4 separate regions of the Homo sapiens genome follow, and regions 1, 2 and 4 are each linked to region 3. Evidence: chromatin contacts called from ENCODE Hi-C or POLR2A ChIA-PET data. All regions are on one chromosome and are shown on one strand. The core of a region is the stretch at or near the end of the contact, and the rest is flanking DNA. Distances in the headings are between cores, read along the strand shown. Region 1 holds the start of ZNF37A (zinc finger protein 37A). Region 2 holds the start of ITGB1 (integrin subunit beta 1). Region 3 holds the start of FZD8 (frizzled class receptor 8). Region 4 holds the start of ZNF33A (zinc finger protein 33A).

The links. A loop is a pair of places that touch in the nucleus more often than their neighbours do. ChIA-PET counts read pairs that join two places held with the same protein, here RNA polymerase II (POLR2A). Pooled maps may share reads with other maps.
Region 1: a map of naive thymus-derived CD4-positive, alpha-beta T cell shows a loop between it and region 3 (33-fold over the local background). The contact joins the promoter of ZNF37A here to the promoter of FZD8 in region 3. A Hi-C loop is called at or near these places in 2 of 168 maps with a recorded cell type or tissue (CD4-positive, alpha-beta memory T cell and naive thymus-derived CD4-positive, alpha-beta T cell) and 13 of 50 pooled maps.
Region 2: a loop to region 3 is called in a map with no recorded cell type, with 8 times the contacts of the local background. The contact joins the promoter of ITGB1 here to the promoter of FZD8 in region 3. A Hi-C loop is called at or near these places in 2 of 37 single-sample maps with no recorded cell type and 5 of 50 pooled maps.
Region 4: a map of naive thymus-derived CD4-positive, alpha-beta T cell shows a loop between it and region 3 (8-fold over the local background). The contact joins the promoter of ZNF33A here to the promoter of FZD8 in region 3. A Hi-C loop is called at or near these places in 1 of 168 maps with a recorded cell type or tissue (naive thymus-derived CD4-positive, alpha-beta T cell), 2 of 37 single-sample maps with no recorded cell type and 13 of 50 pooled maps. POLR2A ChIA-PET finds 5 or more read pairs at or near these places in 1 of 52 experiments (WTC11).

What each region holds. Positions count from the first base shown.
Region 1 is chr10:38,092,999-38,095,698 of GRCh38, forward strand. It overlaps ZNF37A (zinc finger protein 37A), which reads left to right and starts at 1,339. Exons shown (of 8, transcript NM_001324250.3): 1 at 1,339-1,492; 2 at 1,933-2,226; 3 at 2,540-2,631. RefSeq lists an enhancer at 1,293-1,482.
Region 2 is chr10:32,956,791-32,959,490 of GRCh38, forward strand. ITGB1 (integrin subunit beta 1) reads right to left here and starts at 1,440. Exons shown (of 16, transcript NM_002211.4): 1 at 1,355-1,440. RefSeq lists silencers at 138-299, 693-1,142, 1,213-1,792 and an enhancer at 1,963-2,012.
Region 3 is chr10:35,640,985-35,643,684 of GRCh38, forward strand. It overlaps FZD8 (frizzled class receptor 8), which reads right to left and starts at 1,312. Exons shown (of 1, transcript NM_031866.3): 1 at 1-1,312. The coding sequence starts at 445. LOC124902528 (zinc finger protein 469-like) reads right to left here and starts at 1,862. Exons shown (of 2, transcript XM_047426128.1): 1 at 1,646-1,862; 2 at 744-1,429. The coding sequence starts at 1,862. The coding sequence ends at 744. It overlaps MIR4683 (microRNA 4683), which reads right to left and starts at 268; the gene lies at 188-268. It overlaps LOC105376494 (a long non-coding RNA gene), which reads left to right and starts at 2,331. Exons shown (of 2, transcript XR_930820.3): 1 at 2,331-2,700.
Region 4 is chr10:38,009,404-38,012,103 of GRCh38, forward strand. ZNF33A (zinc finger protein 33A) reads left to right here and starts at 1,272. Exons shown (of 5, transcript NM_006954.2): 1 at 1,272-1,380. RefSeq lists an enhancer at 1,795-1,974.

The DNA.
Region 1 (2,700 bases), core at 89-2,588, 2.5 Mb after region 3:
AATTTGATTCTTTTACATGGATGGTACTAAATGCTTTTCCAGCATGGGAACAAGTGGGATTATCATCAGTGGTGGTAAAGAAGGGAATAGAAATGGAGAAAAATGCTTCTTTTTTGGTCAGTGGACATTTATTTTTTATTTTTATTTTAACTTAAACTTCAATAGCTTTTGGAGTACAAGTGGTTTTTGGTTATGGATGAATTATAAAGTGGTGGATTCTGAGATTTTAGTGCACCTGTCACCTGAGTAGTGTACACTGTACCTAATGTATAGTTTTTTTTTTTTCATTTTTGAGATGGAGTTTTGCTCTTGTTGCCCAAGCTGAAGTGCAATGGCGCGATTTCAGCTCACTACAACCTCCACCTCTCGAGTTCAAGGGATTCCCCTGCCTCAGCCTCCCAAATAGCTGGGACTGCAGGTGTGTGCCACCACGCCCAGCTAATTTTGTAGTTTTAGTGGAGACGGGGTTTCACCGTGTTACCTAGGCTGGTCTTGAACTCCTGACTTCGTGATCCACCCGCCTCCGCCTCCCAAAGTGCTGAGACTACAGGCGTGAGCCACCGCGCCTGGCCATGTGTAGTTTTTTTAACCTCCGGCCTCCTTCCTACCAGCCCCTTCTGAGTCTCTAAAGTCCATTATATCACTCTGTATGCCTCTGCGTACTCATAGCTTAGCTCCCACTTATAAGTGAGAACCTACGGTTTTTGGTTTTCCACTCCTGTATTACCTCTGCCTGTGAACTTTAAAAAGTTATCGTGATCAAGAGATCCTGCATACTCCTGAAGAATGGAAAATGCATGTTTGCCATGCAAGATGGTATTACGTGGTTTAACAAATAAAATTTGAAGAGCAATTCCGAGTTATCTTTACGACAGCTTACAGGCTGGTAATGCTCATGTCCAGCGTGTTTTCTCACGGTTAGCGTCCAATGGACCAGAAAGGAGCAAGTGAAGCTCTCCACACTGGCGCAAGTGTAGGTGGTGCTGCGGCAGCGTCGCGGGGCCACAGGAACCGACCTCGTCTGGAGAAATTCCACTCGTGAATTCTGCCAAATGAGGAAGTGTTGAGGACGGCCAAATCATCAGGGGGATGTAATTCATGAGAAAGCTGTGTAATTTAAATACTCATAATTTATTTCAGCTAACGAATAAAACTGCAGTACTGCACTTGCCGCATCTGGGAACTAACTGCCCAATGCGGCTGAAACCTCATGCCCTTTCAAAAGGAGTGGCGCGAGGGCTTGTGGGAAATGTAGTCTGCACTTTCTAAGGGAGCGGCGCGAGGGCTTGTGGGAAATGAAGCGTGCACTTTCTAAGGGAGCGGCGCGAGGACTTGTGGGAGATGTAGTGTGCACTTTTCGGCCCCCGTCGCGGGAGCCGCTTCGGGCCTTCTGGGCATGTCTGCCATATGGCTCCAGGTTTGTTTTTCTCCCCGGCACTCTGACGGGGAGGGCTCCCGGCATCTCCTGGCGTCCGGGTAGAGGACGCGGAGGGTGAGTAAGGGAGGGCAGGGGCGAGGGTGGACTGGGGGTTCCGCGCGGCCTGGGGGTGGGAGAGAGGGAACGCCTTTGCCGCCTGGCCTGGGTCCGAATCCTGCCTCGGTTCTTGTGCTCCCAAAGGGAATGCGCAAGTCCCGCGCCTGTGACAAGTGAGGTTGGATTTTCTCTTCCCTGAGGTGAAGGATGCCCGGAGGCCTCCGCAGGACGGCGCAGAAACGGGCCTTCTGCCCAATAGATGCGCGCTTCTCTCATTCTTTCCCCTCAGAATCTCGCTGTCCTCACAACCACCTGTGGTCGGCGTCGCCGCGGTGTCACTGCGATGCCGAGGCGAATGGGGTGGGGGGAAGCGCCCGCGGGGCGGGGAGGGACCCTGCAGGCGCGGACTCCACACCCAGCCTCTGGCCAGCGTCACTCGGCTTGCTGTGTCCTCGCAGGTCGCAGCTTCATTGCCTGATGTCTTCGGGAAGTATTTTGAAGTCATCGTGGCTGTGGATTGGGGAATTTCTTGTTTCCACTGACCTGTGAGGCCGCGCACGCGGAGGGAGGCACCCCAGGCCCTCCGGCACTGTCCAGCCTCGCCTGTGTCCCCATTAGCACCAGTGGGCATTTTCAGAGGGTCCAGCTCATGGCTCAAGTGACAGGAAGATGTAGGAGCTTTCTGTCTTGAATGAGGATTCGAACCAAAGGGCTTAGGCCCAGCTGTCTTGGAGCAAAGCAGCTGTTGTGGGGTAAGAAGGGAAGGGTGGGGGGCGAGGGCCCAGGGGCCCTCCTAGGAGGACACCCAACCCGTTGGGCTGACACCTCACTAGAGATCTAGAGCACGGGTGGGAGGAGCAGAGGCTCGATTTGTGTCCTTTCCAGACCCCCACAGGCTGGGAGCTTTGTGCCCATTCAGATGTGGGGGCAGAAGAGGGCAAGGCCGAAGGAGCAGACAGCACCGCTTCTTGGGGAGTTGTGAAGGCATCATGCGGAGGGAAGAGCTTAGCAGCCAAGTGGAGGACAGCACCCTCCATGCCTGGATTCGTTACTCGCTCGTTCTAGATGCTGAGCTGCTGGCGCACTGCAGCACAACTAGAGATGTACGGATGCCCCCATCTTGATCTTACAGAATCAGAGGTACAGCCGCGAGAAAGGTCTGTAAGTTATCTATTTACGCTTTATTTAAAAGATGGGATGGGGTGGGGTGGACAGGAAACGAGCTT
Region 2 (2,700 bases), core at 190-2,689, 2.7 Mb before region 3:
CCAATTATCTTCCGAGATATTTTTAACATCTTTTTACTATAAAAGAAGGGCTGAAAAGGAGTCAATACTCATTGAGCATCTACTCTCAAGCTAAGTTTTTTACATTTTGCATTTGATTTTCAGAACTATAGTTAGGAAGGTTACTTGTGGTTTAAACGCGGACTCTGGAACTAGACCCCATGCCTTCTCCAGGAGCTCCTGATGACCACAGGCAACTTACTTTTGCTCCCTGTGCCTCAGTTTCTTCACTCGGAAAATGGGAATCGAAACAGTACCAATCTCATTAGAGCGGTTCCAGAATTAAATAATACATGTAAAATGCCTAGAGCTAAACTTGGCCCTCACTGTCATTATTATAAAAATGAATTATTAATGTAGATATTACTGTTCCTATTTCACAGATGAGGAAACGGAAGCTTAGAGAATGCAACTTACTAATGATCATACCAATGAGTGCAAAGTTTTGGACTCAAAAGCACGAATTTGATTAAATAAAAGTTACTTAGAGAGTAGGAGTCTCATAAATCCAATTTATGAAGCCTAAGAAATGACACGCGGTAAAATGATACTAGACACAGGCCGGGCTCTCAGGCTCGCGGACCGGGTCTGAGCACAAGCTGGCCATGGCCATGCGTCCTGGTCCCGGGGTGCCCGGCAGGGACCGGCGACTCTTGACGTTTATAAACACGGGGAAGTGGACTGCACTGCCGCCACCGCACCCCCGGTCCCCAGCGGCTCCACTAAGCCAACTTCTACCCGGCTCCCGCCGCCCCCGCCCGCGGCGCTGGCCCCAGGGCCGCCTCCTGGCAGCCGGAGGAGACCAGTCCCCGTCGCGGGCGCCGACGGCTGGCTCGACGCTGCTCCAAGGACAGCAGCTCGCGAGGGAGCGAGAGACAAAGGCACCGGACCCGTCCAGGGGAGCGCCGAGTCCCAAACGCCGAGCCCCGGGTGGCCTCGCTGGCTCCCACCTGCGCTTGCCCAGCCCGGCGGGAGACCGCAGGTGTCAGGGGCCGTTCGGGCCCGGTCCCCCGCAGCTCCGGCAGCCCCGACGTGACAGCGCCCAGGCCGGCGACCCTCACGTTCGGAACGCGGCTGGGCTGGCTCTGCGCCCGGGGGCTGCCAGCGCCGGGGACCCGAGGCGGGTGGCGGCGTGCGGACTTCCTCCTGGACTAGCCTGGAATCCTGCCCCAGCCCCCAACCGCTGGCGGCCGCCCCCGCCCCCGCCCCCGCCCCCACCCCCACGCCCGGCACAAAGGTCCCGGCGCGGCCCGGCCGGCGGCTTTAAGTGCTGCCGCGCACAGGAGACCGGAGGCCGCGGCCCGCGCTCCCACACCCGAGGCCCGCCGGCCCCTACCTTTTCCGCGCGGCGTCCGGGGCCCGGCGCGGTGGGCTCGGGCCTGCTGTTCCGCGACTCCCGCTGGGCCTCTCCCGCGGGCTGGCGGGGCCTCCCGGGTGTCGGGCGCGGCGGGTGGCGGCGGCTCCTCCTCCTCAGGGGCGGGAGGAGGGGACTCGGCGGCCCAGAGCCGCCCCCCGGCAGGAAACCAGCCGCGGCCCCGCCTCCTCTGCGCGTCTGATCCCGCTCCCGAGGCCGCCGCCGCCCTCTCCCTCCGGAAACGCATTCCTCTCCCGCCGCGTCAGCCCGGCCCGGGGCTAGGAGGAGGCGGAGGATGGGGCAGGAAGTGCGACCGGGACAAAGGAACCGGCTGCGCGGGAGCGCGCCTGAGGGAGGCCGCGGGGGGCAGGGCCGGGACTGCGTTGAGACAGTCGCCGTGCCTCAGTTTCCTCCTCTGCGAAGGGCGGGAGGAGTCGGACGCGCCCTAGAGCCCCGCGCGTTCCTGGTGTAGCCTGCTGGGCCCGTGTTCTTTAAGTTCCTCTTCCTCGGAGCCGCGCGTTCGACCCTCGCTCCCGTTTGTCCACTGATGTCCCGTTTCGAGCCCGGGAGATCCTGCATCTCGGAAGCCCCCTGAGTCCCGAGGCAAATCGGGACCGTGAGCCCCCCTACCCTGCAGGGCTCCATGGGGCCAAAAACCACGTGGTCCTTCTGGAAGGGAACTGGCTAAGCCAGGACTGCTTTTCTGGAGTGATAATGTGCTTGCCTGTGTCTAAGAGAAAGGTGAAGAATTGGGAAACCCATGGGTGTCACGAAGGGTGGTGAGACTGGGGAACGTTTTAGAAAACCTGGTGAGTTGCGTCCTGCTTTTGATAGATTTATCTGGAGGTACCTTTATGGGGAACAGGGATGAGAAGGAAAAGTTTCTTCCTAAGGAGTACAGTTTCTGTTTCACCTCTTAAAAAAAAAAAATTTGGAGATTGGGGCTGGAAACAACGTTTGAAAGAGAAGGAAACATTCATTATGAGAATGGCTGAACGCATGTCGATTCGATGATTGAAGTCTGTACCAGCCAAAATCATACTGAAACCCAGTAATTTAGTATATGCTACTGGCAAGCTGCTATCCTGGTAGCAGAAAATGCTGTGGGTTCCGCTTGGTGAGCTGCAGCACCCTGTTGGGAAAAGAGCTCAAAAATTACCAGATTTATGAAATAGAAGTGTTTCTCTTGCAGGAGATTAGGGACTGGAATGCCCATTTGGCTGCTGCCAATCAATATAAGAGAAAATGAAGCGATCACATCTAAGAAAATTTGCTCATTACTTACCAGCAAAATCAAAACTTGATTAGCCAATCTGAAGACCTCTAGG
Region 3 (2,700 bases), core at 62-2,561:
TGCACAGCGTGTCAGGGTTGCCTTGCTCGGGCAGCCGGTCGCAGCGCATGCGGTCGGGCCAGGCGAAGCCGTACTGGCGCATGAGCGGCGCGCAGCCGGCCTTGGCGCGCTCGCACACCGAGCGGCAGGGCGGCAGCGGCTTCTTGTAGTCCTCTAGGCAGATGGGCGTGTACATGCTGCACAGGAAGAACTTGAGATCGGGCGAGCACTGGATCTCCACCAGCGGCCAGAACTGGTGCACCTCCAGGCCCGCCTCGTCTTGCGTGTCGTGGTTGAACTGATTGGGCATGTAGGTGTAGTTGTAGCCGATGCCCTTACACAGCGGCACGGTGATCTCTTGGCATGCCAGCTCCTTGGCCGAGGCGGCCGCAGCGCCGCTAGAGCGCTGCAGCAGCGCCAAGGCGGCCAGCAGCGAGGTCACTTCCAACAGGTAACCCCACTCCATGCTGTGCGCCTCGGCCCGGTGCCCTCGCCCTCCAGGCGGCGCGCAGAGGGGTGCCGGGGGGGGGGCCCACGAGAGAGCCGCAGACGGGTACAGCGGGTGATCTGGGGTCTCCCTTATGCTTCGCCCGGGAGGGGGGTCTGCCGATAATCTAACCCCTTCTAGGGGCGCGTCCGCAGCGGCGCGGCCCGCAGCCTGGGCAGGGCCCTTCCGCACTCCTTTCCGCCGCTCCGGGGGTTTGAAGGCGGCTGCAGGCGCGCGCCACAGTCCGTAGGTCCGCTCTGCTGGCCCCGGGTCGCGCTCAGCCCTCGCGGCGCAGAGCGGCCGGGCCTCGGCTCATCGTCCCGCGCTCGCTCGCCTCCTCTCCGCGCGCCCGACCACTTCTCCCCGCCGCGCCGGGCGGCGGTGACTCCGCCGGACAGAGAGGGCGGAGGCGCCGCAAGTTTCCTCTGGGGCCGCGGTGCGCAGTCAAGATGGCTGGGCCGGGCCGCTTGCCGCGCCGGGTCAGCCCTGGCGGCCACCACTCGGCCCCCGGGGGCTCATGCCCGCCCCCAAGGCCAAGCCGCCGCCGCCGCCGCCGGAGTTGGGGACCCGCCTCGGCCCAGGCCGCCGCCCTCTTTCTCCGGCGTCCGTCCTTCGTCCGTCCGCCGCCGGGACAGACGGACCCCCGCCGCCTGGAAAAGTCAGCGCCGCGCTCCGGCCGCAGTCGGGCGAGGTGCACACAGTCTCCTTCCTGCTGGACACCCAGGAGCAAATCCAGACCGGAAGGCGGAGCGGACACCTGAGTGGCGCGGCCCGCGCCCAGCCGCCGCCTCCTCCTCGGCGGGAGCAGCGCCCTTAGCCCAACTTCCCGGCTCCAGCCCCGCTCGCGCCGCGCTGCCGGCTCATGAATATTTATACAGCGCGGACTCGGTCTCCGCCCCCAGCCCCGCGAGCCAATCGCCGGGCGGTAGGGCGGAGTCCACGCGCTCCCAGGGCTCAGCCTTCCTTAAGGCAGTCCCCGAGTGTCCGCACTGCTGTGCGCGCTCTCTGCGGATGGAGAGTTTTGGTAACCTTGGGATTGACCGCAGAGACAGAGTGTTGGCCATGGCTGTCCCCATGGCGCTGAGTGCGTCGGAGGTCTTGGTCCCCTTACCCCGAGTCTGCCCTTGGGGACAGGGACGGGGTTTGGTGCAGCGCGCGCCTCCCCGGCGCGTTTCAAACCAGCCAAGCCCCTGCTGCCACCCTCCGCAAATGTGGGTGATCTGCAGGCGGCTGGGGTCTCGTGCTCCTCGGGGCGGCAGGAAGGTCTCGCAGCAGGCGAGCGCCGGGGAGGCCTGCCGGGGCTCGGCGCTGCAGAAGACCCGGGAAAGGGTGTCCTCCTTGGGGTTCTCAGAACGATGGTTTCTGAGACTTGGAGATGTGGGGGGTGTGGAGTCATTCTAAACTGGGGCTGGACCCGGGACGGCCCGGGTGAGATGCCCCGGAGCCCAGCCTTGGGCGCGCGAGGGGCGCGGGGGACAAATGCCCGCCAGAGACTCTCCTCCCGCCTCCGCTGCGTGACCTGGGGGAGCCTCAGTTTCCCCACCTAGAGAGTTGGGTGATCATAGCACAGATCTCCAAGGGGGCTTTGATAATTAGGTGAGATAAAATATAGGAAGCCCCGAGCCGCCGTGCTTTCTTAGGAAAAATCATTCAATTTCTTTCTAAAATTCAAAACAAACCTCGAAACTTATAAATAGGACAGGCTGGAAACTCTGGGGCTGGATTCCCTGTCTTCCCTTCGTTCTTTCAGGACGTCTATTCATCCATCCCAAGTTCACAGGCTTTTGCCAGAGCCTCCTTTTCTCTGGTGGGAGGCGGCGCTGCGCTCTGGCGTGGACTCCGCGACACGTATCTGCTCTCTGCACGAGGCCGGAGCCGGACCCGGGCTGCTTTTAGCAGCCGCTTGGGCCACCGCCAGCGAACGCTGCCCCCGCCGGCTCCGCCGCCACCTTAAGACGGGCCGGGAGGGGGGCTGCGGGCGGCCCGGGCCGGCGGCCTGGCAGGTTCATTTACGCTTGTTAGGGCGTCCCAGGGGGCTGTCTTTCTCCTAGAATGGAGTGTTTATTTTTTAATTGATGTGCTGTTTCATTTAGCGCTTGTATGGAACTCATGCTGGGGCAGTAATTACTGTAATCTCGGGAACAAGCATTTCAGTTAGCCAGGAGGGTGGCAGAATATGTTTCTCTCTCTCTTTCTCTCCCTCCCTCCCGCCTCCTCCCCATCTCCGTCCCCCT
Region 4 (2,700 bases), core at 22-2,521, 2.4 Mb after region 3:
CCCATGCTGGAGTGCAGTGGTGCCATGATGGCTTACTGCAGCCCGGGGCTCAAGTGATCCTCCAACCTCAGCCTCCTGAGTAGCTGGGATCACAGGTGCCTGCCTACATGCCAGGCTAATTGTTATTTTTAGTTTTTTGTAGAGATGGGGGTCCCACTATAGTGCCCAGGCTGGTCTTGAACTCCAAGGATCAAGTGGTCCTCCTGCCTCCGCCTCCCAAAGTGCTGGGGTTACAGGTGTGGGCCACTGTGCCTGGTCCACTTGTCAATTTTCAAAAATTTTTACTCTTTTAGTGGTTTAAATGTTTAAGTATTGTATACATGTGAGATTTTATCATGTGTGATCTATGTATATCTCTACATTCCAAATTGCTCGGAATGACATGCTCTTTGGAATACTCCATTCTTTCCCTCACTGTTTTGAAATGCTGTATCTACTACACATTAAAGAATACTCTTAAGCTGTCTTATTTCCATGGAGCAGGTGCCAAACTACTTTGAATAGAGCAATATTATATAGATAGATGTAGATAGATACAGATATTCCTTAGGCATTTTTTTCCTGCTTTTTAAAATGTATACTGGCTGTTCATTTGGGTTTTTACTTATTCTAGATAAAGTTGAGAATGCTTTTGTGAAGTACAGAATACACTAAAGATCAAAGAGAAAAAATACATAACAAAAATTTGTTGATATTCTTTTAGGAATTTTGTCTTCCTAAGAAAGGTACAGATAGACTAAAAGTATTTCCATTTAGTCAAGCAATTTTAATGTCACAGAGGAAATCATACGTGACATTTATTTTCTTCTTTCAGATTATGTCTAGTTCCTTACTGAGCTACAATTTCCGTTTATTGCTTTAACCATTTTGATGAAGTAGCTTTCCGGCCGCACCTTCCCCTTTTTTCCCCCGCTCCCAAAGAACCGCTGATAGCATGAAAGTCTTTTAAACTGTATGGACGAGATCTATTTCCTAACATTTAAACGGAAAATGACACGCAGCGGTCCTTTCCTTGAGCGTCTGCGTCTAAACTGCCCACAGACCTCCCCCGCAGTATATCCCTTTGGAGTGCCCCGGGGAAAGCCAGGGCTGCAGGCAGTTCCAGCACCAACTCAGACCGCATCTGCCCACTGCCTAGCGGGGCACTTCTCTACCAATCCGAAGGGCTGCTCGCCCGGCCTCACGGGAAAGGTAGTTTCCAGGTAGGGCGCCAACAGCATCAAGCTGTGCGCGTGGGCTCTGCGCATGCCTCGTCCGCCGGCTACGTCTGCGTTTCCGCCTTTCCTTTTGTTTTTCTCAGGTTTTGCGTGGGAGGCGGTCCCGGGATTTCAAGGGTCTACGCGCTTTTCTATGGCGAATGCAACCCGACGAGGGAGTGGGGTAAGCCCCAGTGGGTTGGGCAGGGAGAGAGAGGGAGCCCCGCGCGACTCCTGGGGCGGGCGGCAGGGGGCCGGTACCAAGTGGTGGGGAGGAGGCCCGGGGACCTCATAGGGGAAGGCGGGGACGGCGGGGCTGCAGCGTGTGGGCCACGACGCTAGGCCGGTTCCTCAAAGGCGCGGCCTCTGTACGGAGCAGGGTACGCAGCGTGTGTCGCCCCATTTGTGGGGGCCGCGGAGGAGGGCATGTGCGCTTGCGCAGTCCGCGCGCTGAGCCTTGCGGGAGGGGCAGTTCTCTTGTCTAGCCTGTGCGCGTGTGCTAGGGCGCCGCGGTACGTGGGCGGGGAAAGGCGGGTGCAGTCGCCCGCCAGACCGGCAGACTCGGTTGCACGTATTGCATTCATCCTCTTTAGGTTCCGAACTGACCTCCAGTCAGGTCCATCACTGCATCTTGGTATTTGCTGTTCCTCTGTCCTGACTTGATCTTGCACTCAGGAAAGATCTTCAAGAATTACCTAATTTTGGCCTGGCGCGGTGGCTCTCGCCTGTAATCCCAGCACTTTGGGAGGCCGAGGCGGGTGGATCACCTGAGGTCAGAAATTCGAGACCAGCCTGACCAACATGGTGAAACCCCGTCTCTACTAAAAATACGAAAAGTAGCCGGGCGTGGTGGCGCATGCCTGTAATCCCAGCTACTGAGGCGGAAAATTGCTTGAACCCGGGAGGCGGAGGTTACAGGTAGCCAAGATCGCACTATTGCACTCCAGACTGGGCAACAAGAGCGAAACTCCGTCTCAAAAAAAAACAAAAACAAAGAATTACCTAATTTTGCCTCATTTGTTAGAAGAAAAAGATTTTTTTTGTTTTTTTGTTTGTTAAGGTCACTGACTTGTTCAGGATCACAGTTAGTAGGGAAGACTAAGTCACATCTCCTGACCCCTAAGCCAGTACTGTCTACTTTTCCACACACATCAAAGCAAGTTTAAAATATCCCTTTGAGAAATAGCAACAAAGTTAGATGAAGAAATTAAAACTGATTTTTTCTTTGAAGCACTGCCGCTTATGGCTTTCTGTGGAGTCACTCACCAGAGGTTAAGTAACATTACTGGGAAAATAGATAGCTTAGTCCTATTTTTTACAATGGTTTTAGTGTTAATGTTCCTTCATTAAATATATTGTTAACTTGTTTGGCCAATATTGTCATTATACTTTTTTTTGTGAACACCGAGGGAGATTGAAATCCTTAGGAAGCAAATATTTACTTTCACCCGGTAAAAAATCTTGTGCCCAAGAGCTACATAATTATGTTGGAGTTATTCTTTCA